4 separate regions of the Homo sapiens genome follow, and regions 1, 2 and 4 are each linked to region 3. Evidence: chromatin loops called from intact Hi-C (ENCODE). Cell type or tissue: mammary epithelial cell. All regions are shown on one strand.

Region 1 (8,000 bases), 220 kb after region 3:
TATGACTTTGAGACTGATTTTGGGGGTTACATGGAGATGGAAGAGCAAAGAAAGATAATGATGAGTTTAGGAAAGGATTTGCAGGATTGTCAGGAAGTGAACACAGCTTGTCTCATGCCTTTCCTTACCACAGGCTCTGACCCTTTGGAAACAGGTGCTTCCTTTTGAAGCACCTCCACCTTCAAGGCTGGGCTGTTTTTATTTACCCCTCTTTTGGTGCTATTAGTATCTTACTGACCCCCCTTCATTCTGTGGATAGAAAGCTACTGTGGCATGGTGGAAGGAACACTGGGCTTGAACTTGGGAGACCAAGCTTTGAACCACTGACTCTTTTTGGAAAAGTCACTTAATCTCTGTGATCTTGAACATCAGTGTTAATGATATGGGGATAATTATATCAAATACCCAGGATTATTGTGGGAATGGCCACCAGGACATTCCTAGCACACAATAGGTCTTCAATAAGTGGCTGTCACTGTCCTCAAGTATATATTACATACAGCTCATCGGCACATCTTTTTGGAGTGTTTGTCTACTTTACTAACACTGTGCCATCATAAGAGATAGATACTTCTCTTTAGGTAGCTAAGTTTCTGAGGACCAAACTGCAGACTGTTTAAAATGCTCAGCATGACTGGGTAAAAGGGCATTTCAACAAACAGTTCTGCAACTTAATCTGGCAGATTCTTGACATCAGCATGATCTTGGTTCTAAAATTTCCCCCTTCTGACTCTTGACCTATACAAAAGAAAACCTGCAGAGACATCTAAATCTAGCTTTGTATTATGTATTATATGTGGCAATCTTACTTTCTTGATGTCTTGTATATTCTGAGGCCTCTTTCAGTTACAAATGATAGAAATGGAATGCAACAGGATTAGTCAGGACAGAGAACTTTTCAACCCATGAAAGATAAAAGGGGAAAGTGACTAATTCATGTAACTGGAAAATAGGGAGTATGTTAACTACAGGCATGGCTGGATCTAGGTGCTCAATGATATTATCAGGACTGGTGAGTAACGCAAATATCATTTTACCTTTGATCATCCAAACAGAATTTAAAATGCTGTGGTATACATGTGAGCTATTTAAGGTGTTGTCAACTCTACTGTGGTGACCTCCTCCTCACAGTAGCCATCATCATTCCTAACATTCACTATATCTAGAACTAGTGCAATGGACATGGTTAGAGCTTTTAGAGAGTTCACTGTCTGAAGGAGAAGCTGAAAATCTAAAACCTCACTTCTGTTTCTACTTCAGATTGCCAAGGTAAAGTGCCACGTTTATAAAAAGTGTAATACGCTATGATATTAGGGCAGAAAATTCCAGACAACAACCAGGCTTCTCCCTCGATTGTATAGGGGATAAAATTGAGGCTCAGAAAAATTAAGTGACTTTCACAAAGATACACGTAAATTCAATGACCTATCTAGTGTTACAACTCAGATTTCCTGGGTCCTAGTTGAATATACTTTTAATTTTTTGAGACAGGGTCTCACTCTGTTGCCCAAGGGGTGCAGTGGTGGGATCTCAGCTCACTGTGACCTTCACCTCCCAGGTTCAAGCAATTCTTGTGCCTCAGCCTCTTGAGTAGCTGGGACTACAGACCTTCGCCATGATGCCTGGCTAATTTTTGTATTTTTGGATAGAAACAGGGTTTCACCATGTCAACCAGGCTGGTCTTGAACTCCTGACCTTAAATGATCCACCCACCTTGACCTCCCAAAGTGCTGGGGTTACAGGTGTGAGCCACTGTGCCCAGCCTGAATATACTTTTTCTTGTAACTTGGCCATATCTCAGAATGGCTCAGCCTCTGCCTGCTGAATCTGCCTATCCCTCTCATTTAACCTAAGGAATCTGCTGAGGATTTAGACTGTTCTGAAAACCCCCAGCCTGGCCCCAAGTGGACCTCTGTGTTGGGACACAAGCCAAGCCAAGATAGGATGAATCCGCTAAGCAGGACAGTGCTATCAGGACATGCTGGGCAGATGGAGAACTGTGGGGCATGAGGCACAGTCTGAGGTTCTGAGATGTCCATCTCCCATAAGCTAGAGGCCGCATGAACTGGTTTGCTGAGGTGGTGTCCATTTATACATATTATCACTGATGAAGTATGACTTGCTCCTGCTTAACTCTCAAAAGTGTCCCCCATTAAACTATCATAAGCCTGTCTACTGTGGCTCTCCACATCTGGACACTGGTTCTGCTTTGCAAAATTCTTAGTAGCCCAGACTCTTAGAAGTTTGCCTCTGCCTTACTTTTGACCCCTGGTATCAGGATTTGGAGGTTGAACTTTTAGGGATTGTCTTGTCCATTCTTTTCAATTGAAGCTGAGGAAACCAAGTCCAGAGATACTAAATGATTTGCTGAAGATCACCAGTAATAAGAGACAGGCCTTTGGTCACTCATTCAATAGCCTTTCTACTAGATCCTGCTGCCTATGTCTGTATCTTGGAACTTGATGACTTATGCCGTCAATCTTGGGCCTGCCTTATGTTGCTGTTTTCCTGGTAGTGCCTGGACACATCTGACTATTTGTCCACCTTGACCCTTTGTCATCATTGTAATTCTTAGATCTCTGGATATGTGGCTACCTGTTTATACATGACTCTTATGAATATAAATTTTTTGGAGGGGGACACAATTCAGTCCATAGCAACCTCTAAAATATTACATTCCTATAAAGGACAATTATGTCATTATTAATAAAAACATTAACTGCTCTAAAATACCAGGAACATTAATAACATCATCCCTCAAAGGAAAAATGACATCATGAAGCTCATTGAGCTGTTCAAAGATCCATGTGGACTAATTTTGTCCTGGGAGGAGAGAGGGATTTAGGAAGATCTCACTTTGGCTCCATTGAGTCTCCCTGGGTTAGGAGTGATTTTTTTATGTTTGTTTGGTTTTGTTTTCTGAGGAATCGGCAGCGGGTCTAATTAATGCCATCAAAAGCATGACATTTAATTAACTAAATAGCATGTTGAGCCTAATGATAACATATTTCAGCACCCGGCAGGCGGTGATGGTCTCTTGGGCCATTTCGGAGGAGGCCTGTGATTTGATAAAGAGAAACCCTTCTCAACAAAATCAGGAATCCCCCGAGAGTAACCAGAGAAGCTGCAGCAAGAGTGCCAGCCAGGCAGATTCTCTTATCTCCTGGACTCTGCTTGGAGAGGCCGAGGAACAAAGAAGAATGGCAGGGGAGGAACGGGACCGCTGCACAGCCTCGTCATCTTTTAAACATGTTTCTTGGAAATTCAGAGGCATATAGGAGCAAATTTAGCTTCTAAATGGCCTATTCCCATACCTTGGTTTATTCCAGTCCCATTGGTAAATGGATCAGGGGAAACAAGGCAGGATAGACAAGTAACTTGTAAGGGGATGTCTGAAGCCAGATTGCCAAGTCTCTCTGAGCAGCTGAGTAGGTGGACGTGGGTGCCCTCTGCTGGACACTGGAGAATCTGCAGTGATGCTTATCTGGACCCTCACCCAGGGGCTGAGAGCTTCAGCCTGGAGTTAAACCTTCTGAGTAGAGTACCCAGGGTCCCTTCAGTCACAACAGGCCTCTCCAAAGGCTGTCTCAGAGAAGTGTACTTTTAGATCATTCCGTGGCTTAACTTATCCACATCTCTGTTTGCCACCCCATTTTGGTTATGTTCCCCAAACATTCTATTCCCTTAAGCTCAGTTGTGCTATTCTTTTTCCCCTTATCTCTTTTGTAATAAATCTGGATGAAATTACTTGTATATGGCATCACAAACCGCATCCTTTGGGTCTTATATTTAGACTCTGATTTTAGAGAAGGGCCAAACAGAGGCTTAGAGTGGTGAAATGACCTGTCCAAAGTGACAAAGACCCAGCAGGGACTAAAACTCAGACTACCCCATCCTGTTTCATTTCCCTTTCCTCGATACGCATCTTCCCATAGAAAGACAATATATCCCAGTGGTGAGGCTGAAAGCTCTGGAGACAGAGGTCCTGGGCTTGACTCCTGGCTTTGCCATGCGTTGGCTGTGTGATATTGGATAGGGTATCCTTTAAGCTTTTATGTGCCTCTGTGTTCTCATCTAATAGAGTGGTTGTGAGAGTGAAATAACGTAAGGCAGATAAAGCATTCAGTATAGTATCTGGCACATAGTAGGTGCTCAATAAATAATATTTACCATTAGTTCCATGATTGCCTAGTGGTATTAGTTGGAAATTATTTTTGGTGGTTCTGTAATGGAACTGCTAGAACAAAATTTCCTAAGTTTTTTTTTTTCATTAAACATAAAAATCTACCTCTTTCCAAATGGAAGCACCTTCTAGCTAGAGTGAGCAAACTGGGAGGTGGGAGAGTTTAGGGAAAATATTTAAGTAACTGATGTATAGCTTTCTAGAGACAGTGTGGTTCAAGATGAGACTGGAAAAGCTACTGGGAGGTAGGTGGCCTTGAATGCAGGAATTTGGCTTTATTCTGCATGCAATAGGGGGTCATGGCTGATGCTTGAATATGGCAGTTTTTATTTTCCCATTTCCCTTGTATGGATTGCTTCTCCTGCTCCTACAGTGTGAGGGCTGTCAAGAGCTCGAATGATTGCTGTTCTTATCACGTGTGCACGTGCACATGAACACACCCATCTTGGGGCTTTCAGTATTCCAATCACCTTGAGGTTGTCGCCAAGGAGCCTAGTGTTGCTTGCAGCCACGTCAGAATGAAGAACAAGCTGGGCCGTCACAGTCTGCTGGTGGTGGGGGCTTGTCACTTCTAGATGGAGTGTTGTTCCCGTGCATGGAAATCGCTGGTGTGGGCGAAAAAAAGCTGAGGATACTGGCAGAGGGGAAAGAAAGGAGGCAAGTGGCTGCTTGAATGCAGGAGGGGAAAGAGAGAGAGACTTTTCTGCCATTTCTGTAGGGATTGTCCCCAGGAAAGAGACAGTCAGTCATGTGAGCAAAGGATGCCTTGACTTCCTCAGGGTGTACTTCATCTCCTGTTGCTGGCTACAGATGGCTGAAGTCAATGCTTTATTCCTCCTCTTGCTTGGCACTTTCACTTTCTGGATTTTGCCAATTGTTATTTGCTGGGGTGAGCAGGAGATGTAACTGGGAGAAAGGAAACAGGTAGGGTTGTGATAGATGTTTCAAATGGAAGCTTAATGGAATTTGCCCTTTGGGGAATGCAGCCCTTACAACCCGCATCAGGGACTCAATGACTTGGAGCTCCAAGTGTCCCTGATGACCTTTTCTGTTAGAGGCAGATTGGCAGGCCTGTAGGCTATGCGTGGATGCATTTGTTTTGGCACTAGAGTGCTCTTTTTTTTTTTTTTTTCAATGTTAGGATGAGATGACACAATTTTAAAATTTGATTTTTTTTTTTTCATTTAGAAATTTGAATTTCTGGCTTCTCTTGAAAACCAGATCATTTGATGACACTGGTCTGCATTCCCCCTTGGCAGCAATCTATAAGTAAAAAAAAGACTCTGCCCTGCTTTAAATAGGTCAAGAATTCTCTAGTTCCCTACAGTTTCCACCCTGATCCATTATCTTGATCAGCTTGGCCTTGTAAACACTTTGTAACCCAACAGTATATGATCCCTGCCTGATCCAGGCTAACCTCCCCATTTTAGAAATAAGAGCTGTGAGGTTCAGAGAGGGCCTTCGGTTTACCCATGGTCATACAGCCTCCCCCATGGACAGAGTAGGCTCCATTTACATATGATTTGAGGGGTGATCAAAAGCACTTACCCTTTTTCCTTTACTTCCAAGTGAAAAATTTACCTCTCACCCTGGCCTTCTGTTCATTAGCAGTCTAAAATGGACTCAAGAAAGAGAATTATTTGGCTATATTACCTTTCTGGCCTTCTTTAAATCATATGTTATATCTTTTGCTCTTTTCTGCTTATTTAGCTAACCTCACTCTGACCCGCTCTGACTCACTCAGACACTCAGGTAGGCCAGATGGTGTTGCTGTTGAAACTGAGGCAGTGGAGACAGAGCCTCGAATCCTCGGGTAAAAATCACAGTTCTGGGTCTGAGGCTCCTCATCTGGCAGAAAGTGTTCATAACCTCAGGAGGTGGTTATGAAGATTAAAAGAAGCAAAAAGTTGAATGTGTTTATCATAGTAGTAGCAAATTGGAAAAAATAGTAACTCAGTGTTAGAAGTTATTATTCTAGAGAGACTCAGAACTGAAGGTGTCCCAGGAGATCGTACTGTCCAACTGGCTCATTTTTGTGGTGAAAGCCATAACGTGCTTATAGTAAAAATCTGAGTGGAGAAGAAAATACAGTAAAATATAAAAGGATTTTTCTCCCTATCACTACCTTCATTTCAGTCTAATTTCCCCAGAGGCAATAACTGTTAAGTTTCTTGCGTGTCCTTTCAGATATTTTATTTGCATATACATTATAAATAACTTGCATCCTGTATTTTGACACAAATGTAATCAGACTACTCATGCTGTTCTGATACTTGCATTTTTTATTTAACAATATGTAGTAGATCTCCTTTCATGTCAGCGCATGAGGGTTTTTTTTCTGTTTTCAATGGCCCGTTTATTTCACAGGAAGTTTATACTATAGCTTACAGACCAACGAATGTATTCTGCAAAAGACCAGATACCTAATATTGTAGGCTTTGTTGGTCATAGGATCTCTGTACCACCTATTTCTCCTCCCCTTTCTCTTCTTCCTCCTCTTTCTTGTCCTATTTCTCTTTTTAACAATGCTTTGAAGATGTAAAGACCATTTTTAGCTCACAAGTCATACCTCAACAGGCTGTGAGCCCGATTTGGCGCATGTGGTAGCTCATTTACACAACTTTTGGGTAGACAGGTTGCTACTACACATAATGCTGCAACGGGCATCTCTGTGCTGCATCTTTCAGTGTTCATTTGAGTTTACTTGTAGGATATATTCACAGGAGTGGAATTACTGGGACACGTTTCTTAATCGTGAAAGATATTCCATCAAACTCCTCATTTATAGGTGGTATAAGAGGTCCAGTGAAGAGACTGATCCAGAGTTGCTCAGCAAGTCGGTGGTAAGAGCAGGACTAAAACTTCCTTTCCCAGCACTTAACTAGGGCTCCTTCCGCTGTTGTGCAGACCCTATCTGATATGGTTTGGCTGTGTCTCCACCCAAATCTTATCTTGGATTGTGGTTCCCATAATCCCCACGTGCCATAGGAGGGACCCCACGGGAGGTAATTTAATCACGGGGGAGGTTACCCTCATGCTGTTCTTGAGACAGTAAGTTCTCACGAGATATGAGGGTTTTATAAGGGGCTTTTCCCTTTTACTTGATACTTTTTTTGATGCCGCCGTGTGAAGAAGGACATGTTTGCTTCCCTTTCTGCCATGATTGTAAGTTTCCTGAGGCCTCTCCAGCCATGTTGAACTCTGAGTCAATTAAACCTCTTTCCTTTATAAATTTCCCAGTCTCTGGTATGTCTTTATTAGCAGCATGAGAATAGACTGATACATCCCTGCTGAGGGCTCACAGGGAATTTGTTGTGGGACATGGAGTTGGAAAGACCCAAGCTTTCTCAAGTCCAGAGGGAGGCGCAGAGCAGGGTCACAGAACCGAGGGACCTCAACACTGTCAGATCTCTTTCCCCTCCTGTCTCATTTCTGCTTCTTGCAGTTGCTTTCGATGATGTGGGGCAGAAGCTCCAGGGTCAGTTTTATGTCATGTGTGTGGCCTGAAAGGAAAAGAAAGCTTTTGACTGCAATTAACAGAAAACACACAAAAGAAGCTTTTGCTTGCAATTAACAGAAAACTCTGGCACAAACAAATATAAATACAGTTTATTACATCACATAACTCCAAGTTCAGAGGCAGGGCAGTCTCTAGGCAACATTCAGGCAGTGGCTGGATACTGTCCTCATGGACTCTGGGTCTTTCTGCTTCCTGTTTCTGTTCTCAGTGCTGGCTTCATCTTTAAGCTGGTGATGAAAGGGTTGAACTAGTTCCAAGTGTCACATGTAGAACCAGTGATAGTCTGTGTCTTCTTCT
Region 2 (8,000 bases), 100 kb before region 3:
AGTTGGAGATTTTTAAAAGACACATGTGAAACCCCAGGCCTCAGTACAAACTGATTGTCAGCTATCTCAACATTCTACATACACCTTTGATCCAAAGCTCAGACACTAAAGTGCAAAGAAAGAAATGGAACCCCAGTACTCTGGCCATGGGCCAAAGCAGGGAAAATGCTTCAGACAATGGTGCCATTATTTCAGGCATAGTGCTGTTGACATTGGACAGAGAGGCCTGCTGTCTCCACCTTGCAGACCTCCCATCTGTGATATCCATTTCTGTCAGTAGGACCATGCCCACCCACCCCACCCCCAAACTAAATTCGTCTGCTGGTCCTTCTTTTTTTCTGGAGTGCCCTACCTGTCCCAGGACAATTCTGGCACTTCAGAATTAAAAGGAAAGAGAAATACTTGTCTAACTTTCCTAAATGTTAAAGCACCTAAAAGGAAAAAAAACAGACTTACAAAAATATAACGGGGTCAGCCCCCCAAACTTTGCACATTATGATATATGATATGTCAAAATATAACAAACATTTTCTAAACATTACCACATTACCATCTCTCTCCACCCATTTATACCTAATCGGCAGTAGACTCAACACTGCCCTTTCACCTCTTAAAACTTTACTCTGTAGAACCACTAGATAATAAATATATTTCACACCACTGACCCCACCTTCCCAAACATGCACTCAGTTGCAGTTCCAAAGAGACTCTCCAAAAAAATAGTCATTTGAAAAAAGTACCTGTTTACACTCAGTCTATCTGCATATTATCTTTCAAGATTATTACTTTTTTTAACCATAAAAAAGATTGCATATTGGCAATATAATGAGAAAACCACATTGGCCATTTCTGGGTGCTGGTGAAGGGTGAGTGGGGCGTTGTTGAAGCACAGAAGCAAGAGGGCTCAGAGAGGGGCAATTGTGGTCCTCAGCCTTGAGATGTGAGGGTTGAGCTGGGGTTACCTACATTCTCAATCCTTGGCCTCTGAAATGTCCGTCTCTTTAGTCACTCCCTTCTCGTCTCTCTACCTGTCCCCATTTCCACTACCCATTCCCATACCACACAGCCCTCTTGAAGCAGAGGCAAAATGGCTTTTTGGCATGTGTCCGCCTGGGTCAGTTTGAAGACAGGTATGGCGTTTGGAGGGGTATGATATGGGACATACACCAGAGCAAGCTTATTTGTGACTGTTTCCACTCTGGGAAAAATTGTCCGTTACTTCCGTGACTTTAAAAATTTAAGCAGTTACTAGGCTGATAGGTTAAGAAACAAATCTTTTGTTTTTGGGGTTTTGCATTAATATTAAGCATGAATATATATCATATATTACATTACTTTCTTTCTGCTCTGGGGCAGACTGCGCTCTCCTTCCAAACAGGAAAACTGCACAGCCCATGGACAGATTTTTGAAAGCTATTATTTCCCCAATCCCCCACCCCCTGCCCTTACCCCCTCCTTTCCTCCCAGCCCTCAGTTGCTGTATTAGAAAAGTCCCTCCTGACCCCCCGCCCACAGCCCATCTGAGGTTAAATAGTGCCACATTGTAAAATTCATGCATCACTGCATTTTGCTATTGCACATATTGCAGAGAGAGTTGTGTAAGTGTGCCCCCTCCCTCCGTTCCCCTTCTCTTCCTTAGTCTCTCAGATTCCTGTGCTATTCCCACGTTCCCCTCTCCCAGCCTCCCCCAACCTTTCAGACCCTTCACTGGTTGTGGACGTCCTCTCTACGGACAATCTTGTAGATGATCCAGTAGAACATGTTGAAAATGAGGAAGGCCATGGGGAAGCCAATGCGGGATATTTTGTCGATCTTCTTGGCCCTCTGGATGAAGAGTTTTCGCATCTCCTCTGGGGACTTAGATGGTGCAGGAGGGGGGTTGGTGGTGTTACTGTTGTTGGCGCCCTTGACTGAGATGCCATCCTTGGCCTGTAGACAGGCTGGGCCCATCCCATAGGCAGAGAAGTTAAAGCGGCCTTCTCCAGCTTCATCCTCCTGGAATAGATTCAACATGGGGCTCTACTTAAAATAAGACAGGGGCTAGGCACCCTCCCTGCAAGGCACTCCCTTGGGGGCCAGGCCATGCCTATCTGGTTCTCCCTGCTTTCCAGACTGCATCACTCTAGGTTTCTGGAGGCTTTTTGGCTGGCTGGGGAGTTCTGCCTTATAGAGGGGCGCCACTTGCCTGCTGAAACAGATGCAAAACAGGGGATAGGAATGTGGTTTAGAGTCTGGAGACCTGTGTTCAAGTCCCAGCTCTATCAATTGCTGGTTGTATGACCATAGGCAAGTAATTTCCTTCTGTGAGTCTCGGGGATTTTTATTTCATTTTTTCTTCTACCTGGGGGATAAGATTCTCCCCACTACTCCACAAGTTTCTTTTGACCATCAGAGGTTATAATTGAGAACATATTCAAGGTTGTACTGGGTTTTAGTTAGAAATTCAGAGGACAATTTGGACAGATCCCCTGCTTTGCCTCTGTTGCTTCCTTGCCCTCTTCCCCATCCCATTCCCCAGTTAATAACTCCCAGGAGTGGGTGGTAAGGGGGATGGCTATGGGCCAGGATGGAGCAGGAGCTCTGGGCCTCACTTCCGTTCTACAAGCCAGGGAAGCCACAGCTTCTTCCTGCCTCTACGTTCCCACATCCCTGGCAGTTGTAACTTCAGACAGACCTCTGGATTTTTACTAAGTTTTCATTCAAGACCCTTCATCATTTGGCTCCAACTTACCTTTCCAGGCTTTCCTTCTCCCCCACCAGATACTTTGCAGCCCTCCAGGTTTGTACATTTTCTCTTGTGCCTTCTCACGTCCCTTCCTTATGCTCACTACCAAAATGCCTGCTGCCCTGATCCTTCTAGTTCATCTCTTTCCCAGGTCATGGTGGTCTTGCCCTGGTCTGAATCATGGAGGCACTATTGTCTGCTCTCCTCATGTCCAGCTTTGTTATCGTTGCATGTGAGCTCTGAGGAGGAATTGAGAGTCTAATGTTTTGGTCTCAGCTGTTGATTCAATGTTGGCATTGGGAAGTTTTATCAGCTCACATTGCCCAACTAGATAATGCTTTCAGGAAAAGAACACCGTCTTCTGCTTGTTCCTGTGCAGGACCGGGCCAACAGAGAAAAACTCAGTATAGGATTCACTGGTGCCTCTCCATCTCTCCTGTAGGGTAGGCCACCTTCTGATTTGTTTGTTTTGTTTTATCTTGTTTGTAGAGATGGGGGTCTCGCTATGTTGCCCAGTCTGGTCTTGAACTCCTGGCCTCGAGATCCTCCTGCCTCGGCTTCACAAAGTTCTGGGATTACAGGTGTGAGCCACTGTGTCCAGCCCACCATTGCAACAGCCTCCAATCTGCCCCCACCACCCAACCCATCTGAGTCGTTATAACACAGATCTTGGTCATCTTTTGCTTAGAACCTTTTAATAGGCTGCCACTGACTTCAGGTTAATTAAAATCCTGAACATGATAAACAAGGCCTTAGAACCTGGACCCTGCCTGCTTTTGCAGTCTCATCTTGTGCCATTTCTATCTGGTGTTCTATGCTTTAGTCACTGAAATATTTCCTTATATTTGAAAATGTCATGGTTCTTTTCTTGAACTCTGGGCCTTTGTGCAAGTTGTTCTCCCTGCCTAGAACACACTCTGAACCCCATCTCTTGTCTCCAACTCCTCTTTCACCTAATTCTTCCTTAGAAGCCTTCTCTGAGCTCCCAAGTATAGGCTAGCCGCTCCTGCTGTGTGCTCCATAAGCTCTCTGTATATATCTCCGTCTTTTTTTAAAGCTCTTATCACATTGTATGGTAATTTCTTGATTAGCGTCTGTCTCTTACTAGATTATAAGCTCCGTGCAAAGTCTGTCATGTTCACTGCACTCTCAACACTGAACATATGAACATAGTCCCTGGTTCATAAGCTCAAAACTTGGTATATGTTTGTTGAACAAATGTTTACTTGTATATCTTCACCAGCTTTAGTGTCCTTTTTTGTTGTTGTTGTTTGTTTAAATGGAGTTGTATTTTTAGCACCAGAAGGGTTTGAGACATATGGTAAATGCTGAAGAAATCCTTGGAAAATGAATGAATCTTGTCCAACATCTTCATTGCAAAAGTGAGGAGGAAGAGGATGTGCCACCTACAGTGCCTGGCAAACAGGTGCTCAGTAAGTACTTGTCTATGAATAGGGCAACAGTAGAAGATTCAATGCCAGGGCCAAGGAGAGGAGTTGGGGAGAGCCAGCCAAATTGCTGGACCTAGTACTTAGAAGGGGGTCTAAGTCTGACTCTATTGCATTTCAATGAAAATCTCCCCTTGCTGGAGCTGGGGTGTTGTTCTATTTTTATTTTTATTTTTTATTTTAAACTGGGACCTAGTTACGTAGGGGGAAGCACCAAATTAACTTTTTATGCTGCTTTGGGTGAATTATTCTTTGCCTTTCTCATCTGTTAAACATGGGAGTAGGAGGAGTAGAGGTTTGGATTGAAGGCCCCATCTAGCTAGAGGATTATCAATTTCATATTGTGTCTGGGAGAAAAATTCCCTAGGAATGACTGGTAAAAGGCTTGCTATTCTTATTGGAACCAGCAGGTGGCAGGAAATGCATGCCCAACTGCATCTGGAGCTGCTTAGAGCTGGAGCAGGGGAAATCTGGTAGTGTACTCTGGAGCTCAGGGAAGTTGCTAGTAGTATGCCTGCTGAGTCTGGTGCTCACAGATATGGTTTCCTGATAATTTGCCTAAGGAGGCTGGCCAGAGAATTCGAGAACCAGATGCTTTGTGCACAACAAATGAGGCAACATGGGAAGATGGTGGGAGTTGGGAAAGCTGTCCAAGATCACAGGCTCTGAGAAATTCAGGCATGTAGCTAGTTCCTCTCCACTCACCATCTGGGACTTAAAATCCCTTCTGCAAACTTCCTGTTAAAGAGAGTTTCTGCAGAAGAAGCTTGTACACCTCTAGGGTACAAATCACTTCCAGAGCGGCTTACTCTAAGGAAACTATTCTTTATGGTGAGCTCACTTCTGCATCATTGTAATTTCTGACATTTGGGCCAACTTAAGAGCCCTTATGAATGAGATTACGTTAATTCAAATGCATAGAAGGAGGCAGGCAGGAGAAATGTGAGTGGTAAAGTGAGTTGGGGCTGAAAAATATCCCTGGTTAGAAGGGATGGTATTAACTGGAAAATGCATTCCCTACCTAAAGGCAGTTCCAGTGCACCAATACCTTATGGGAAGCACATTCAGTGTGGCTGGATGCTGTGATTTTTTTTCTAGTGAAGCCAGAAGTGTGGTTTTTAAATGCTGACCCCTTAAGTCCAGATTTTAAAAACACTCCAGGCCAAAGTACAGATATTTGCACACCAAATCTGGCCTTCCGGCTACTAGTTTTTGACCTTCGCCATGGGATGAGGCTTAGTTTTTATTTAAGATCTAATAAATGCAGGACAATTTTTATCTGCTTCAGGATGGACACACTGATGAACAGATAAGAACTCATGGTGGTATGGTTAATGTTTGGAGAAGAACCTCGGGTTTTTTAGCACCTCTCCTGCCTTTGCCATCAGTGCCTCATGATACCGGTGACTTGGCCTTGCTATTGTGGGTCTCTCTCATCAGTTGCATGGAAGGAGTGGATAGGGTGATTGCTGAGGTATCTTCAAAGGAGGGAACAGAGCAGGAGAATCTGATCAAATCTAGCTAGTGGCCTTATTCACACTTTATCTGGCCAGAGATAGTGTTTGTTTTCTTTTAGTGTGTCAAACTGGTAGATACTTAGGGAGCGTAGAAGCAGCCTTTGAAAGTACCATAGGCCCACCATACTACATATCTTCAGGAGGCTCCATTCCCATTTTAGTCCATACAAACAGCATCTACTGGAGCTGTGCAGTGCTCAATCAAAGGGGCTGGTGCTAGTAAAATATCTTGGACATGATCTTTTCAAATCAGTGTTTTTAACAAATGTCTCTAGCAGATGAAATTACAAAAAGCAGCTAGTGTATAGGGAAAATGGAAAAATAAAATCTTAGAGATACTTACGTTTGGTCAGTTTCTTTCTTTCTTTCTGTTTTTTTTTTTTTTTTTGAGACAAAGTCACTATGTTGCCCACATTGGTCTGGAACTCCTGGGCTAAAGCAATCCTCTCACCTCAGTCTTCCTAGTAGTTGGGATTATAGGCACAAGCCATCATGCCAGTTGCTTAAATAGACTTTTTTTTTTTTTTTTAAAGCATCAGAGGCTAGGTATTAAATGGACAATATAGAGTAACTAAAACTAGGGGTCATTTAAGAAGTTCTATCTGGCTTGCTGAACCCAAGACAATTTCCTCCTTCAATGTAGTTTAGAAGGATGGTGATATCTTAATTCCCATGGACATCTTCTGTATTGGAACGTCGGCCTCCTCCCTGTGGTAAACTGCCAGAAGTTAATTGAATCAGATTGCTGATGTTTAAGAAACATACTGATGGAAATGTGTGTATATGTAATCATTTTAATCCTTGGCACTTGTGCGGCAGGAACAAAACTTAAAGCTACTTTGGCATCCTCTGATTTAATTCTCACCAGAATTTCCCTTTATACGCATTTTGCACATGAAGAACCTGGGCCCAAGTAGGCTAGCTCAAAGTCTCATACTAAAGAAAACTAAAGAGGCAGGGTCCTTTGTCACAGCACATTGCGCCTGGGCAGACAACTATTTTGTTTTGTTTTATTTTATTTTTGAGCTTTACTGATTAATAGACAACGATTTTAAATAGGTCAGTCTAAAGCTTGTAGGACCTGGCATATTGCAGGTATGTACTGTGACCTGCAACACTATGACAGGTCATAATGTGTGGGTCCCTGGTTGCCCTAATCTGTCAGTGGAAAAACTTCAGACTCTCTGTCTGAAGGCTTCTTCTTTATTGCTTTTAATGGCAAAAACTGCAATTATTTTTGCACCAACCTAATCTTTTGTTTATCCCTTTGTTCATTTGTTTAACAAATACTTATTGCATGCTCACTATATGTTAGGCATTGTGTTAGGCACCAGGGATATAGCACAGAGCAAAACCAAACACGGTCTCTGCCTTTATGGAGCTTGCGATTTGGTGGAAGAGATCGGCTTTAAAAAAATCACATCATTGAATTTATGCTTTTAAATCAGGATACATTTTTAGAAGTTTAGAAATTAAGTTCAAGTAGAACGTGGCATTTGCTAGGACACACAGTGCACTGGAAGAGCAGTACAGGGAAAGAGAACAAGATATTTAAAATCCTGTGTGTATGTTTGAAGAACTAAGAAAAAAGCTAGGGTGGTTGGATCTTCTGGGGAACTAGTTATGGACCCACGGTATGGAGCAGTTTGCTCCAGCAGGCTGCATGCTCCCCATTGGCATTCTTTGGTCAGTGCACAACCTCGTGAACAGAGGTTGGTAACTTCTCAGAGGTGCCCTGTCAAATATTCCTTTATTCAATCCCTCATATGGAGAGAGAACCCACTCTGGCAGAGATCTTGCTTGTTGCCTCTTTCCTAGAGGCAGGAAGCAAAGGCCTGAACCTGGGCATTCTACGTTAAGATCTCACCTTTTGTGGTGCAATTGTCTTCTGGAATCAAGCCTATTAAAACAATGCAGTCTTGCAGAAAAAAGCCAGTGGACACCTCCCAATCTTTTAGGTTTATAGTTAGTTATTTTCTTGACCCCATCAGCTTTTAGTTAATCAGTTGCGCCTTTAGGTATAACTTGATAATTTCTGTAGTGTTACTGTTAGGATTCGAAGAGTGACTGCCTATAGACCCACCTAGGGCATTATTTATGGGAGGGAAAGCTGAGACCTCTAGGTCTTTAATTCCTATTTCTAACCTGCCTTGCACATTGAGAAGGATGGACCATTGAAACAAATAACACAAGACAATACTGCTTAGAACTCTTTTGTTTACTAACAGCTGTCCCTCCTTAGGCAGTGACCCAAAGGCCTACCTTGTGATGTCTCCGCTTCCTCCTGAATCGGAGCAGCTCCTTATGTTG
Region 3 (8,000 bases):
CAAGGAACTTCATTCCTTGGAGAAAAGTCCTTGGGCCATGTCAGAAACTCCTAGGCACGTTCTGCAGTGCCAAAATGCAGCAGGTAAGATTCAAGGTGGAGTACAGCTCTCCTTCAAGAAGGGAAAAATCAAGACAGTCATCTGCCCTTCTTGACAAGCCTGGAGATGGAGAAGCCACAGGGGCCACCTCAAGGAAAAGCCCATTCACCTTTCAACTGGGTAGGTTTTTTCTTTAGGACTGAGATATGAAACAATGTATTTGTCATTTTCCTTTTGATCCTAATGTGGATAGAAACATCTTCCCTTCAAGGTTTTGATGACCTTTGTTAGCAGTTGAGTGGCATATTCAGTACAAAATCCAGTGCAAGGAAGCATCTACTGGGATGGAAGAGGGAAGTAGCACATTAAAGAAAAGCTGATCATCTTTTGGGAAAACCACCCAGGGATTAGATCTGGTTTATCTCCCTGCCTTTATTCCCTTCTCAAGCACATGCTAGGTCCATTTTTGTTTTATCAGGGTGCTTTATATATTTCATGAGGGGCATTTTCTCAAGGAAGCTAGACTTTCCTCCTCGTTATAATTACTACATTGGAGCAGCTGATTAAAAATTTGGTCATTCTGTACTGTGGTTTGAAACCTTGGACAATTTTGTCTCCCCTTTGCCCAGGATGTATATTTGGCAAGGTCTGGAGACATTTTTTGATGGTCATGACTCAGGGAGGTAGTGCTACTAGCACCAGGGATGCGGCTAAACATCCCACAATGCCCAGGACAACTTCCATAACAAAGAATTATCCAGTTAAAAGTGTCAACAGCGCAGAGCTGGAGAAACATGTGTCTGTTTGAGTTGCTCAGAAGGCAAGAGAATTTTGGGGTCATACTGGGCCTGACCCAGCCATAAGCCTCTGTAAGGGCTCTGGGGATCAAAGCCAAGTTCACTTCGGCTTGAGAGGACATTTGAAAGAAACGTGCTTCTACCATTAAAAAAATTTGCCTATTATTTTTGACCAGTCTGGCTACAGGGCCCCATTCTCAAATGAAAATAAGGGAAAACATTTAGGTTATTGACTCTCAGAATGCCACTTACTGAATTTTAGAACCATAGGTTTTTAAAATATCAAATCAGGAACTTTAGCCAAATCACCCGATCTTACTTATGAAGACACAGTTGATGAGCATGCAATGCTTTTTGTCTTCCAGGACCCCATGTTTCCCTTTCTAAGACCCAGTTCCTCCTCTGTGTTGGTACCATATGGGATTTCCGCCTCATTCACTCGATTTTTGTTTTTGTTTGTTTGTTTTGCTGTTGTTATTGCCATTTCGCTGGTTATGTGCTGATGCAGCATGTCTGTTATTGAGAGCCTTTCCTAGCCCCCGATTTCCCCAACAAGGTGAGCAGCTGGCATCATTTATTCTAAGGAGTACCTGGGTGACTGAGATGATTGGATTGGCCATTCCAACACAGCACCCATCCCCTGGGGAAGAAGGGTTTATTCACATGGAACCTGCTAGAGACCTGCCAGCCTCCATCTACCCCCAAATACATTCTAATAAGTCCTCACATTATAATGCTTCTGTATTTTCACCTGGAATTTTAAAAGTGAGTGACTTAGAAATGAAAATACCAATTGAACAAATACAATCTGCTCACTTTGCTTCCTTGTGACCTTTTTTTAATCTCTCTGAAAAATTGCTGAATTTCCTGAGTTCAATTATTGTCTGTATTGTGTTTCAAAAATCAACATTTACTCCCCTAATGAAGTAGCCGTTCCTATATTTTGAAAGTGCAGTGGTGCCACCCACATTTCCAGCTCTCCACAGTTATAACTCTTCTTTCCTTATAAACACGTAGAATTATATCCCACATCCATTGTAGCTCATGTGTGCGTTCACGCACGTAGGGGAAAGAGATGTAGAATGATGTTTTCTGTTAGGCCACCACCAGCTTAGTTGAAGAATTAACACAGTGGATTCATAACCTTATCAAAATGACTACAATCCAGACCTTTTAGACTGAGTCTCCCTTTTGTGAAAGACAATGTCTGGAGAGGAAAATCAAGCATTGCATACTGCTCATCAAGAAAAAAAGAGAGAGTGTGTGTGGGGAGAAAGATGTGCTTGGTTCTATTAATTTGCTCTTAAATCTCTCTGGTTCAGTTCTGTCTCCTGTAGACCAAGCAGAGAATCAATTTGCATACAAATGTTACAAAGTACCCAACCTCCATACATTTGTAGTTCTATTAAATATGCAGGGGATAAAGGATCTCATATTATAAATAGAATACTTCCTGCCCTTTCCCCCATAAAGTAGCCACATTTTGATACGTTTCATAAGGCCCTGGATTGTTGTACTTTTTCATTCTATCTGACTCTCTGACTATTTGCAGTCTGATCTGTGGTCAGGACTCTGTGGCCTACAAAATAATTGTTTGAACAGGAGATTAGAAGCTTTAGCATTGGGTATCTCAGATAAGGGGGGATGCCTTTTCTTCATCTCAAGAGACATGAAAAGAGACTGAAATACAGAAACTTACTATTTGAGGGGAGGTGTCATTTAATAAACCAGCCAACAGATTAGTCAAATCAGCAATTCCTATGAACTGTAATAAAACAAAAATTATTTGCTGTTTTATGTTGGGAGAGGGTAATATTTGGTGACCACTTATTTTTAAAAACAATTTGGGGTGGGTTTTTCAAATGACTGTTAATCCAATGCCACAGTAAAATATGAGAGGCAGGCATCTAAAATGAGGAAGATTAATGATCCCTGCATGTCATGGAAGAAGAATAATGTTTTTCAATTCATATAAGTGGAATTTATCATAGCCATCTCTGAAGATGGTATGATTCACACACTTACTAAAGGACTATCTATTTCAATGCTTCTTAAAGAGGTGATTTTTCACTTTTCACTTCTACTAACATAAGAAAGACAAGTCTTCAGGCAGAAAATTTTAACCTGAGAGACAGTGGATGGGATAACTCAGCTGTTGAGTCAAATATAAGCATAAATTTAAAAACAAAGCAAATGAAGATTGCTCATGAGTTCAGGATCTGCAGCTAACAGAGTTTGGAAAGGTGGGTTGGGGAAAGAGGCAGTCAAAGTTTCAAAAGGGAAATGTTTCCCAGTATGTTCCTAAATAGATCCACTCTGCACCCAAGTTCAGGGCTTTACACACTGAGGTTATAATACTATTGTTTCCAAGCACTCAGCCTTAGTAATCCCCCTCCCTCTTCGCAGAAAAAGAAAACAACAGCAAAAAAGGACAGAAAATGAAATGATCTGTGTCCAGCGAGTTTGAGTGCAACCTTCCCCGTCACCGCTAGTTGTCACTTGGCTCCCAGACGGGAAAGCTGAGGTTTTCGGCACTGCGGTTAGGGAGAATGCAGTCCTAATTAAACTGAGTAACTCCTAAAGCTTCCCTTTAAAGTCCTCAGCCGAGTGAAAGCCAACATGCAGTGGGGCTGGGGACCAATAGTGGGGGGTGTAGCAGACAGAAGGACAAACAAACCGTAAGAAACAGGCAAACAGCTGCCAGAACAGCGACTGTCTCAGACCTCCACGCACAAGCCAGACACCCTGCGGGCGGGGGTGGGGTGGGTGGCGGGGGGTGGGAGGGGGGAGAAGGGAGACGGGGGATGGAAGGACCCGATTGCAGTGGAATACAGCACCCCTCTTCCCCAAAATGATGGGACCACGGACAGAGGTAGCCTCCGTACTCTTTCCCCCCATTTCCATCAGAGCGATGTGGTCAGTAGAAAATTGCATACCTGAAGAATACAATGGTCTCCCAAAGGTAGAGTCGAAGAGTATTGAAGCTGTACATTTTTCAGGTCCTTGTGCTTTGTAGTCCACGAGTTATGGGGGCAAAAATGTTTCAAATTGGCACTTACAAAACCAGAAAGCGCTATTGCAAAAAATAATCCAGATGTTAAAGGGAGGCGGGGAACAGGGGCGCGGAGGGAGAGCCCCAGGGGAAATTGGAGCGAGGGGGTCGTAGATACCACGGACAGCGGCGGCTGCGAGGCGTTTCAGCACCACGGAGAGCGTCCAGACCTGCTTTTCAGGAGCGCGAAGAGTATTGCTGTTTGTTAAACTCCAGCGTGTCTGTTGGCTCCCTGCGGCGCTGGGGAGGCACGTTTGGGGGTGGGTATATTTCCTTTTTTTTTTTTTTTTTTTTAAACCCCTGTTTTTCTGTTTAAACGGCCAGCTCCCTGCAAGGAAAAAAATCTTCTGTGGAGATCAGAGCGCTGGCCTCGGACCGTTGGATTGGGCGAGCATCTTGGGTAAAGAGAACAGAGCTTTATGGCTCTGGGCCGGCCTGAGGGGGTTAGGGGCGAGGGGAAAGCGGTTGACGGCGCTGCCTTCAGTTAAATCTCGGAGAGTGTGCCAGGCTGGCGCATCGCAATCCAGTCTCGGAATCTCGTTCTCCTGCCTCTGTGCGGGTCTGCTGTCGCCTTGCTATTCCTGTTTCCCGGTCCCCGCCGAATAAGTTGTGATCACTGCAGAAAAGGTGTCCCATTGCTCGGGGCCGCAGGCGTCAGAGAGCCCAGGGCAAGTTTCAGGGGCTACCGGGGTCCCTGGCTACCCCGCGGGGCTCTGAAGCCCAATGTCTCAGATGCATCTCGGTTTTCTGAGCTCGCTCATCTTCCCTTGGTCAAGACTCCTTCAGATCTTCAGACTTTCTTACTGCATTAATTTAACAAACTGGAGGCGTGGGGGATGGGAGGGGTGATAGCCGATGGGAGGGGGTTGAGGGGGAAAAAAAAAGGGGGAAAACTCCTTAGTATCTTCAAACCCTCCCACTCGAGGTGTTCATTGGCCCGCGGCTACGAAAACCAGATCTTCTCCCGGTATTCGGCCAATAGCCTGTTAGACTCCGGGTTGAATTTAACGCTTAGAGTGCTGGACGAGATCTGCGCAATCCCCTTCCTACCCCCAAGCTTCTTTCCGTGTAAGCGGTGGGGTGAGAGAGGATATGGAATTAATCTCTCTAGGTCTCTCAAAAGGTTGCCTTGATTTTTAAAGAATGCAGTTGTATGTGAGTAAAACACATGGTTCCTTGTTAAGACGTGCTCTGGGCTCAATTTATCCTTTTAAAAGGGAAGAGTTGAACCAGATCCCTGATTTTTTTTAAAAGAGCTCTGAAGTTATAATATTTGGCCCTAGAAAGAAAGGAGGAATATCCAAAAAGAAGTCTGGTGGATAAAGACCCCCTCCAGGGTCACCGCAGCAGGGAAATACGAGAGAAATTCTTTGAGCAGTTTCCAGCGTTGAGTGGGAGGTGTTGTGGCTGGCACCCTTTTGAGAGGGAATAAAAGCACCTTCTTCCAACTGGACAGGAGACAGTTTTATTCGCCTTTTATATGCTGGGGAAACTGAGCCTCACAGAGCTGTGGCTTGCTCCAAATTGATGGCAGAGCCAAGTTGTACACACAGGGATGTGTTATGACTCACATTTCGTTATTTCTTCCTCTGTTTTCCCACCTTATTTGAATCTTAGAAACCAGCTATACATTTCACTGTAAAGCCCATCTGGTGAGATGGAGTTAATCAGATTTTCCCCAAGCTGTGGGACTATAGGATAAATACTTTAAAGGATTTTCTGGCTGATTTGAACTCATTGGGACTCTGGGGACTCTCTCGCCCAAGGCTACTGAGAGAGGACAACCCCTCCTCCTTACCCAATAACGTTAGAAACTCCTTTGGCTGATCTCCCAAGAATACTCATCAGCTCAGCTCCCTCCAAGGCTAGGCCTTCTCCCAAGCAGAAAGGATCTGAAAAGTCTTGTTTACTAGCCTCTTACCAGTAGGATTTCCCCTCCCCTCCCCCTGTACTACAATAGCATACCCCACACTACCGGTTCTGTTATTGGCTCCCACAGTCTAGAATTTCCATGATATTCTGCATAGTGACTGAAAAGGAAATTTTGTTTTGAAGGTGTATATTAATATGAGTTGGATACAAATTTAAATATAATGTATAATATATGTATTTTTATATATGTAATCAAGAGCTAACCTTTATTAGCATGGTTTCTATGTGTCAGAAATTACTGTGAATTCACATAATCTCATTTACTTTTCACAGTCAAACCTTGAGGTAAGTATTATCTTTGCGTATGTGTTTGTGTACATTTGTGAGTATGCTAGGGCAAAACCAGCTTGTAGGTTACTGTGTATACAAATTTATTTATGATTTGTATCGTGCCTAATTCTGAAGTGATTTTGATATGCATATGTGTATTTGTACGTTTGTATTTGTAAATGGGTCTTTCTCTACATACACATAGATGTGTATGTATCTATGTGTGTCTTTGTGGTGGTCCTAGAAGTACTGAAACAAGCCGTAAGCTGGCAATTTTGTCCTGGTTCCTCATCTGACTAGGAAATACCTGCATAGCCAGGTGTGATGCAGTATGTGGAAATTTGTTTTTCTTTTCCTTCAAGGGGTGCTGAGTGTGTGTTGCTGTTCATGAGTGTGAGTGGCTCCAAGGCTGTGGCCTGTGCAGGAGGTAAGAGTAATTATTACCTGGGGTGGTGGAGGGGCACCTGTTTGTTAATAGGCCTCTGTTTACTATGAGGCTGATACTTTCATTTAATCAGTACACATGAAATGAGCATGTGCCAAGTATTGGGGATATGACAGTATATAAGATAAACAACACAGTATATACTGATAGTGTATAAAATAAACAGTATATAAGATAAACTTTTGGAACATGCAGTTGCTTCAGAAGTTCAGTGGGAAGAGTCCCTCATGTTAATCTACACTTTTTACCCTACATATCACATATTTATGCCTGTACAGATCTTTTTGTTCTTGTTTAGGTCACTATTGAAAATAAACAACTGTGGGCTTGGCCGTCAGGGATTTATGTCCTTATTTTATCTCTGCTTCAAAAAGGTTGGTTATGTTGGATAAATGACTAAACTCCAGGCCTAAGTGAAATGAGGGTAGTAATGCCACTTTTCTCACTGCAAGAAACTGCATAGAATAAATATTTAAGTCTAACCTTATTGTAGCTTACCATGCTATGAAACAAAAATCTTCAAGGAATGGAATGGATTGGCTTCAGCTAATGGCTCATTTCTATTGGTAACTTTTCTGTGTAGTCTGACTCCAGCGTAGTTCTAATACTTGACTGGTCTCTTATAGATCCTAGTAGCCAGATTTGAGCCCTACTAAGTATGAATAAATTTTGACACACGGTGAGACTTATTTTATTACTAGAAAAGATTCATTATTTTATTCATTCAACAAACATTTATTGAGCATTTACTGTGTATCTGGTACTATTCTTGGCACTGGGGATATAGCAGGGAACAAAACAAGCCAAGAGCCCTATTCTAAAGGTATGCATCTTCTATTGGAGGAAAACAAGACAAACAAGGAAATATATGATGAGTTAGGCAGTCATAAGAACTAAAAAGAAAAAGGCAGGGCAGAGAGTGGCATGGAGGTGCTATTTTATGTAAGGTGATCATATCAGAGAATGGCTCCTGAAAAGGCATTTATGTAATTGAAGGAAGTGAAGGAATGAGTCATGTGAACCTTGGGGGCAGGTATGGAAAGCTTTCTAAGCAGTGGGAAAAGCAAATGTAAAAGCCCGGAGAGGGGAGTATGTTTGGAGTGTACAAGAAACAGCATGGAGACCAGTGTGCCTGGACAGAGTGAGTGCAGGGAACAGTGATAGAAGATGAGATTAGAGAGGAAGTTGGGGACTAGAGCAGGTACTACCTCCAAGAATAAAATTTCTGGGATGGCAGGAGCAAAATGAAAGCAGGGAGACTAGTTAGGAGCTACTGAAAAAGTCCATGTGAGAAATTCTTTAAGATAGTCTTGTTCAACATTTCGAGTACAGAAGAGGAAAATTATATACAGAGAGGTTAATAGACTTACCCCTTAGACTCATAGCGCAGCTGGGACAAGAACACAAGCACCCTAATTATAGCTAAAGGGTGTTTCAACTATTTTTTTGTTTGTTTCAATTAAGA
Region 4 (8,000 bases), 350 kb after region 3:
TGCTGTTACAACTCCTTATGGAATTTTCCAAGTCATAAGTGTACTTTCCTCTTGCAGATTATCTGAGTAGGCTGAACCATCGGTGAAAAGGAGGCCAAGCATCTCAAAAATAGGACACGTGAGAGTATGGAGCCAATGTGACACTCAGGTGAGTTAGCCTTATGATCCCTAAGCATGCAGTCCTTGGACCAGATGCATCAGGATCTTCTGGTAAGTGTGCTAAAATATAGGCTACTGAGACCCACCCTATGTCTGTCAAATCAGAATATTCTAAGGAAGCAGGTCCCAGGGAATATATATTTTAAAGCTCCCTAAATACACTTCATGGGCTGCCAGATTTGGGAATCGCAGGATTAGGTAGCTACCTAAATGAAGACACTTAAATGTGCCAAAAGCTTCTCTTTCACCCATCCATTTATCCATCTATTCACCCATCCATCAACCAAACATGTGCCAGTATCTGGTATTTGCTTCATGACCTGCTACTGCTGTGGTGGGTGCAAAGATAAATGATCAATGTTCTCAAAGAGTCAATAGTCTAAGAGAATGGATGAATGAAGTATAAATAATAAAAGATGTGCTATGAAGTACGATAGGGGTCCAGAAAAGTATATACTTATTCCAGATTGTGGCAGAAGACTCTGGAGAGGTTTCGTTTTATATAATGGCATGAATTCCCCTTCAGATCCATCTCTAAATCAAGCTTCACCTACTTCTGACTGTTTGTGTTAGATACCAATCCTATGGATTTCTATAGTTTTCTGGAATTACTTTTTACACACTACAGTAGAGTTATGTGGCTGCTTCCATGTTTTACTTAGAAGCTGAGAGCTTGATAAAAGTGAAGGCTGCATCTTAATCATCACCTTTTCCCCCACCTCCTAGCTAGGGTCTGGCTCTGCCTAAGCAGCTGCCATTGGTGCTCAATAAACATTGAAGAAGTTGGGTTGTTGCACTGGTTATGCAAAGAAAGGGACACAGTGGGTGTAAGCGTGGGGCGGGGAGCAAAGCTGGGACCAATCATGGAACACCTAGAATTTGAATCAAATTTGGGCTTTAGTTTTTAGGCAATGAGCCTAAGACAATTTTGGAAGCATCCTTTGTTCACAAAAAAGTTAGAAATGGTGAGAACTAGGGCAGTCTATCACAAAGTGTGGGAGAGGTAATTTTATATGTAAACTATTATAAATCACATTTGAGTTATGAAGTGAGACAATTATTCCCTTTGCAGTTTCATTTCATTCTGTCTAATTATTTCAGGGAGACATTCTGAATTGGGTGCTAGTATTTTAACACTTCTCTAACACTTTCTCTTTTTAAATTTTGTTTATTTTTAATTGACAAATAATAATTGTGTATATTTATGGGGTACATTGGGCATGGAGGGTGGGTTATTCTGTGATGTCTTGACCTGTGTGTACATTGTAACACTTCTCTAATACTTTCTAATCCAGCCATCCCCAACCTTTTTGGCACCAGGAACCAGTTTTGTGGAAGACGATTTTTCCACAGATGGTTGGGGGATGATTTTGGGATGGAACTATTCCACCTCAGATCATCAGGCATTAGATTCTCATAAGAAGCATGCAACGTAGATCCCTCACATATACAGTTCACAATAGGGTTCATGGTTCTATGAGAATCTAATGCTGCCACTGATCTAACAGGAGGCAGAGCTCAGCTGATAATGCTTTTTCACCTGCTACTGACTTCCTGCTGTGTTGCCCAGTTCCTAACAGGCCATAGACTGGTACCAGTCCATAGCCTGGGGCTTGAGGACCCCTGCTCTATGATGTCTATACAACAATAAAATTGCCTAATGATACATTTCTCAGAATGTATACCCATCATTAAGTGACACATGGCTGCTTGTGTATTTTTATATATAGCTAAATGTGGCTAGATTAGATGTGATATCTCTTTGGATGCAGGGATAGGTGGGCAAGTTTCTAAAACACGAAACTAACTGTGTCTTTTCTCTGCTTAAGAACCTTCCATGACTCCCTGTTGTTCATAACCGGATAAATTCTAAGCTGCCTAACTCAGAATTCTAGCTTAGAGATGTCTACGCCTGGCTGCTCCCAACAGTTAGTCTCATGTCCTGTCTCAAACATGGGGCTTCAGTAAGAATGAAATTTCCAAGGAGAATTTTATATTCTGCATGCCTTTAAAGGCTCAAGCCTGGAGACCCCCCTTCTTGCCTCTCTTACCCTTTTCACCAGGGCACCCTCTATTCATCCTTCCAGAGCCTTCTCTGGGAAGTCCTTTCCCAAAGCCCACTTCCCAGCCTAAGCTTAGTGCTATTTCTGTAGATACCCAGAAACACATCAACTATATGTACAGTTTACCCTAGTATGTCAAAGTTATAGTTACTGCCTTAGGAGGGATTTTGAGCTTTTCATCTTTATTACTCGGGCTTCTGCTACTGTGTCAAGCAGGTAGTTGACACTCAACAAATGTTTGTTTAGCCTAACTCAGCAGAACACATGGAGTGTGTTCACATGGAGTAACCTGATTTTGCTTAGTCTGCAACATTTCTTGCATGCATCCCCTGCTTGCAGTCTCAATTACAGTCATCCTGTTTCAGTTTTCTTAACTTGTCACTCCCTTCCTCTGATAACTTTTGCCATACCTCTGTATAACATGGCCTACTTTTTGAAAAAGATTTTTTTACATTCACCTACATTTGTCTCAAATTTTTTTTTAAAAGAAACTTTGTATTACTACCGTCATTGAAAACCTTCATCACTTGGCACAAAAGAAAGTTTAAAAAATACAACAAAAGACATTCTACTAAATTCTGGCTAGACAACCTTGCCTGCTCTAGTAGATGCACTGAGACCATTAATGAATCTTTCATCCCACCTTGTGTCATATTCTTTGCCACATGACTTTGGGTCTCCCTCACTACTAGGCAAGTTCCTGTCTCCATCTCTTGATTCTGAATTCAGCCATAATACTTGCTCTCCCCAATGTTGTTTTAGCAGATTTGACACATACAGAAGCGTGAAAAACTCTTGTGTGACTGGGATAGCTCCTCTGCAATGAGAACATGCCTGGGATAATGTACTGAAAAGATGTGAGAAATACATGAAGCAGAGTCCAGTCATCCCAGCCAAGAACCAGCTGTGAATGTAACCGCATGACTTTGAGGCAAGTCCAGACCAAGAACAAAGAACCACTGGTCTTAAAGACAGACCTGCAGATTCCTGAGCTAAATAAAAGTTTATTGTTGAAAGGCACTGAGTTGTTTTTGTTTCCTACAGATATTAATGTGGCAATAGATAGCTAATATACCTGCCAAGGCTCTGAGCCTGAGACATGTTTTCTCTTTGCTAAAAAGATAGATTAGAACAGGGGTCCCCAAACCCCAGGCCACAGACTGGTACAGGTCTGTGGCCTATTGGGAATTGAGCCACACAGCAGGAGTGGTGGGTGAGCCAGCATTATCACCTGAGCTCTGCCTCCTGTCAGATCGGCAGAGGCATTAGATACTCATAAGAGCATGAACCCTATTGCAAACTGCATATGCAAAGAATCTAGGTTGTGTGCTCTTTATGAGAATCTAATCCTGATGATCCAAGGTGGAACAGTTTCATCTGGAAACCATCCCCCTTCCCTGCTTGGGGAAAATTGTCTTCCACAAAACTGGTCCCTGGTGCCAAAAAGGTTGGGGACTGCTGTCATAGAGCATATTTACACAAACCTAGGTGGTATAGCCTGCTACACACCTAGGCTATATGGTATAGCCTATGACTCCTAGGCTACAATCCTGTACAACTTGTTACTATATTGAATGCTGTGGGGAATTGTAACACAATGGTATTTGTGTATCTAAACATATCTAAAAATAGAAAAGATATAGTAACATAGGTTATTATAATCTTATGGGACCATTGTTATATATGCTGGCCATTGTGGACCAAATATTTATAACCTGTGACTATATACATATATATAACATATATGTGTGTTTATATTTATATTTATAATACATTTATTTACATAAATTTTTCTCTACAAAAATTCCTGCCAGGTAGTTTTCCTCCTTCTGTTTGCAAACCTCCAGTGACAGGTGGCTTATTATTAGCAAATGAGCCTGTTACAGTCCTGATTGTAACTGGATGAAAAAGATAGACTTCAGCAACACAAAACTGGAAATGGGGATTGTTGCAGTAATCCAGGTGAGGGACATGGAAGAGCCAAAACGAGCAGGAAGAGTCCGGATGTAATGATAGAGAAGCGAACTCCTTTGGTTGATGCTAAGTGCCAAAAAAATGTGAATTGTGTAAAATGTGAATTGTAAAGTGGTTGTGCTCACTTTAGAGCCCAAACTTACTGCATGAACAACTCCCAAACCACACAAATATCTACTTTTCCTTTAAATGGACAAAGCAATGCTGACACCCAGTGGCTGGTTCAGATTACCCACAGCTCTCAGAGAGAGGATCCCAAGGGAGATGAAAGTCAACTTGCTCAGCCCCGACCATCAGAGCACAACCCAGGATCTTTAGCTGAAAGGGCGAGTCTAAATTCAGCCAGTAATAGCCAGCCATGTGATGTGTTTGACACCACATAAAGGATAGTTCCCGGTAAGTTTAATGCAGATAAAAGACCCAAATTTAACCTGCAGATGAGAAGAGTGTTGAATCAAAGTCAGCCCCTTGGGAAACAGAGACAAAAGCAATTACCCTGAGTTCCCTGGAAAACTCCCATCCAAAGCACCAATAAGAAATGAAATAGTTAAATAGTTGACTGGCTTTGGTTGGAAGCCAGTCAACTCCCATTCTGACACAGAGTCAGGATGTGATAAAACAACAAGGAACTTGACAAATTGAATGGACAAACTGGTCCAAGGGGGGAAATGAGTTTGCTAAGGCCTAAAAGCAAGCTAATGGCAGAGAGGAAACACTAGTGTGCTTCCTGCCTGACCAGACTTAACAGCTGGAGCTCTAGTAGCCATCTTGAACCATGTGACAAGGGCCACAATCTTAGGATGGTAGAGAGGAAAGTAGAAGAGTCTGTTCATGAACAAATTCATGGGGCTGTCATACCAACCTGCAGTGTAGATCAGATTTTTATGAACTCTCATCCATGCTCAAAATGTCAATTATCATCTGAATGTCATTGATGCTGATTGTCTATCTACTTGATGTCGCCATTTGAACATCACAGAGGAACGTTCAGAACAAAACTCAGGATCTTCTCCCCACAAATTTGGTTTTCCTTCAGTGTCCCTAAATGACACCACCATCCAGTGCACAAACCAGAAGTAGAGGAGACATCCTTGACTCCTTTCTTTTCCCTGACCCCCATAACTAAAAAATCACAAGGCTTGAAAACATGACTTTATATTAACCCACTTCTTAATATTCTTTTCATCATTGCTCCAATCCTCCCTGCTTTATCCATTGGACACATTTTGCTTGTTTGTTTATCACCTCTTTCCTCCGTAAAAGAATGCCAGCTTCCATGCCTGCCCCACTTTGCATTCTGCTGCTCTTTCTTCAGACACTCTATTTTATTACAGTCTATTATTTTCTTCATACCTTTTATCTGCATCTGAAATGATGTGTATTTGTCTATGAGACTAGGGGTCTCATCTGTCTTGTCCGTGGTTTTTGACTAATGTAGTGAGAAAAGAGCAGAGATTTTGTCTATTTGCCTCACTATTGTATAACTAGCACTCAGAACTGTGCCTAGTACAAAGTAGGTGCTTAATGAATGCTTCTTGGTGAGTAAATATGAATATAGATACACATGTAATGTACATATAGTGCTTGGGCAGTAGGAGGATCTGGCAAAGGAGGTCCTGGGTTAGCAATTACCTGGTTACAGACTGCAACTCAATTACCTGTGCCTTGTTATTTTTGTAGTCAATGGTGTGAAAGCCAATGTTGCGTATCTGCCAAGGACTCGAAAAGGCAGTCTGAGGTTTGATATCATCATCATCATCTGATGAAAAAAAGATCAAACCTAGCTCTGAAAGGGGAAGTAGGGTACCTGGTGGATGTTGTCTTAGGTCAACTTGGGCTGCCACTTTTATTTTCTGTTGCTTTCCCTAACAGCCAGCGTCTATAAGGAAGGTGGTTGTCTACTTGTTCGTGCCATAGTTTAGCTGGTTTTTGACTGAATCCATGAAAGAAAAGGAAGGAAGGAGGGAGGGAGGGAAGGAAAGGGATAGAAAAGGAAGGGAAGAAAGGAAGAAAGAAGAGACAGAGAGACAGAGAACGAACCTGTTCTATGTAAAGTATTACAAGGGAAATAAAGAGAAGGTCTTTATACTTCCTGTTTTGTTCATTCCCTGACCCCACATTTGAATTCTTTATGTAACAGCCAGAATAATCCTTCCCTCTCCCTCTCTCCTCCTCTTATTCCGTCTCTCTCTCTTTTCCTCCTTTCTTTTCTCATTGGCTTAATAAAATAAAGTGAATTTTTACTCCATAACAACTCAACATTAGTGTTCCTGGTTAGCATGGGGCCACTCATATGATTATCTAGGAGCCCCAACAGGGTACCTTTGTCTTGATACTCTGAGCTCTTTTAGGGCCTCAGAGATTTCTACAAACCAGGAAAGAATAGGAAGGATCCTGCATGGAGTGTTTTTATAAGTCAAGTGCATGATCTCTGTAAGATATAAGTTGTATAGTGTCCTACCCTGCGTAAAACTTTCAGTGGCTTCCAGCCACCTTAGAATAAAACTCAAATTCTTCACTGTGGCCTACAGGGTGCTACATGATTGTTCTCACTTGCCTTTTTAAAATTTTATTTTTAACTAACAAATGTTAATTATACATATTTATGGGGTACAATGTGATGTGATGTTTCAATACATGAACACATTGTGAAATGATCAAATTAGGTGGATCCATCATCTCAAATACTTACAGTTTCTTTGTGGTGAGATTTAAAATCCAGTCTTTTGAATTATTAACTGTAATTACCATGCTATGTAATAGACCACCAGAACCTTTTCCTCCTAACTGAAACTTCAACCAACATCTCTCCTTTCCCTGTCCACAACCCCCTGCCCCACCTCCAGCCTCTGGTAACCACCATTCTACTCTCTACTTTTTTTTTTTTTTGTCCATGTGTTCTCATTGTTCGTCTCCCACTTATGAGTAATAACATGCAGTGTTTGGTTTTTTGTTCCTGTGTTAGTCTGCTGTCTACTCTCTAATTCTGAGTTCAACTTTTTTTAGATCCAACATACAAACGAGATGAGATCATGTGGTATTTGTCTCTCTGTGCTTAGCTCATTTCACTTGGCATGATGTCCTCTAAGTTCATTCATATTATCTTAAATGAAAGGATTTCCTGCTTTTTAAGGAGTAATAGTATGGCATTGTGTGCATATACTGCATTTAAAAAATCCATTCATCTATTGATAGGCACTTAGGTTGATTCCCTATCTTGGCTATTGTGAATAATGCTGCAGTGAACATAGGAGTGCAGATAACTCTTCAACATACTGATGGCATTTTCTTTGGATATATTCCCAAAAGTGGGATTGCTGGATCATATGGTAATTCTATTTTTAAATTTTTGAAGAGCCTTCATACTGTTTTCCAAAATGGCTGTACTAATTTGCAATACTACCAACAGTGTACAAGGGTTCCCTTTTCTCCACATCCTCATCAACACTTATCTTTCATCTTTTTGATCATGGCTAATTTAACAGGCACGAGGTAATATCTCATTTTAGTTTTAATATGCATTTCTCTGATGATTAGAGATGTCGAACATTTTTTAATATATCTGTTGGCCATTCTTATGTCTCCTTTTGAGAAATGTTTATTCAGCTTCTTTGCCCTTAAAATAGAGTTATTTGTTTTCATGTTATTGAGTAGTTTGAGTTAATTGTATATTTTGGATATTAACTCCTTATCCAAAATTAACCTACACAACTGTGGCCAATTAATTTTCAACAAAGGTGCCAAGAACACACAACAGGGAAATAACATTCTCTTCATTCCCTTTAGTTGGTAAAACTAAATATC

Evidence for each region. A loop is a pair of places that touch in the nucleus more often than their neighbours do. Peaks named below come from ENCODE experiments on the same cell type or tissue, not always from the same donor. Only the 100,000 strongest peaks of a DNase experiment are listed, where the experiment ranks them.
Region 1: it touches region 3 in a loop (13-fold over the local background); 5 of 110 quality-filtered maps call a loop at or near these places.
Region 2: a loop joins it to region 3, with 4 times the contacts of the local background. A loop is called at or near these places in 2 of 110 quality-filtered maps.
Region 4: a loop joins it to region 3, with 3.0 times the contacts of the local background. A loop is called at or near these places in 3 of 110 quality-filtered maps.

Annotation. Positions count from the first base shown.
Region 1 is chr5:152,139,588-152,147,587 of GRCh38, forward strand. The region is part of intron 1 of LINC01933 (long intergenic non-protein coding RNA 1933); the gene reads left to right. Among named protein-coding and RNA genes, the nearest start is that of LINC01933, 180 kb to the left of the region's middle. In mammary epithelial cell, a CTCF peak has its summit at 3,451 (motif pointing left); no DNase peak of the experiment used is centred here.
Region 2 is chr5:151,820,969-151,828,968 of GRCh38, forward strand. GLRA1 (glycine receptor alpha 1) reads right to left here. Exons shown (of 9, transcript NM_000171.4): 8 at 7,953-8,000; 9 at 1,545-1,995. The coding sequence ends at 1,705. Among named protein-coding and RNA genes, the nearest start is that of G3BP1, 53 kb to the left of the region's middle. RefSeq lists an enhancer at 40-334 and a silencer at 40-334. In mammary epithelial cell, a CTCF peak has its summit at 4,584 (motif pointing right); no DNase peak of the experiment used is centred here.
Region 3 is chr5:151,920,722-151,928,721 of GRCh38, forward strand. It overlaps GLRA1 (glycine receptor alpha 1), which reads right to left and starts at 4,130. Exons shown (of 9, transcript NM_000171.4): 1 at 3,773-4,130. The coding sequence starts at 3,828. RefSeq lists a silencer at 4,410-4,622. In mammary epithelial cell, a CTCF peak has its summit at 3,336; no DNase peak of the experiment used is centred here.
Region 4 is chr5:152,267,208-152,275,207 of GRCh38, forward strand. LINC01933 (long intergenic non-protein coding RNA 1933) reads left to right here. Exons shown (of 3, transcript NR_109876.1): 2 at 58-148; 3 at 2,988-3,242. Among named protein-coding and RNA genes, the nearest start is that of NMUR2, 130 kb to the right of the region's middle. In mammary epithelial cell, a CTCF peak has its summit at 4,412 (motif pointing left); a DNase peak (open chromatin) is centred at 3,134.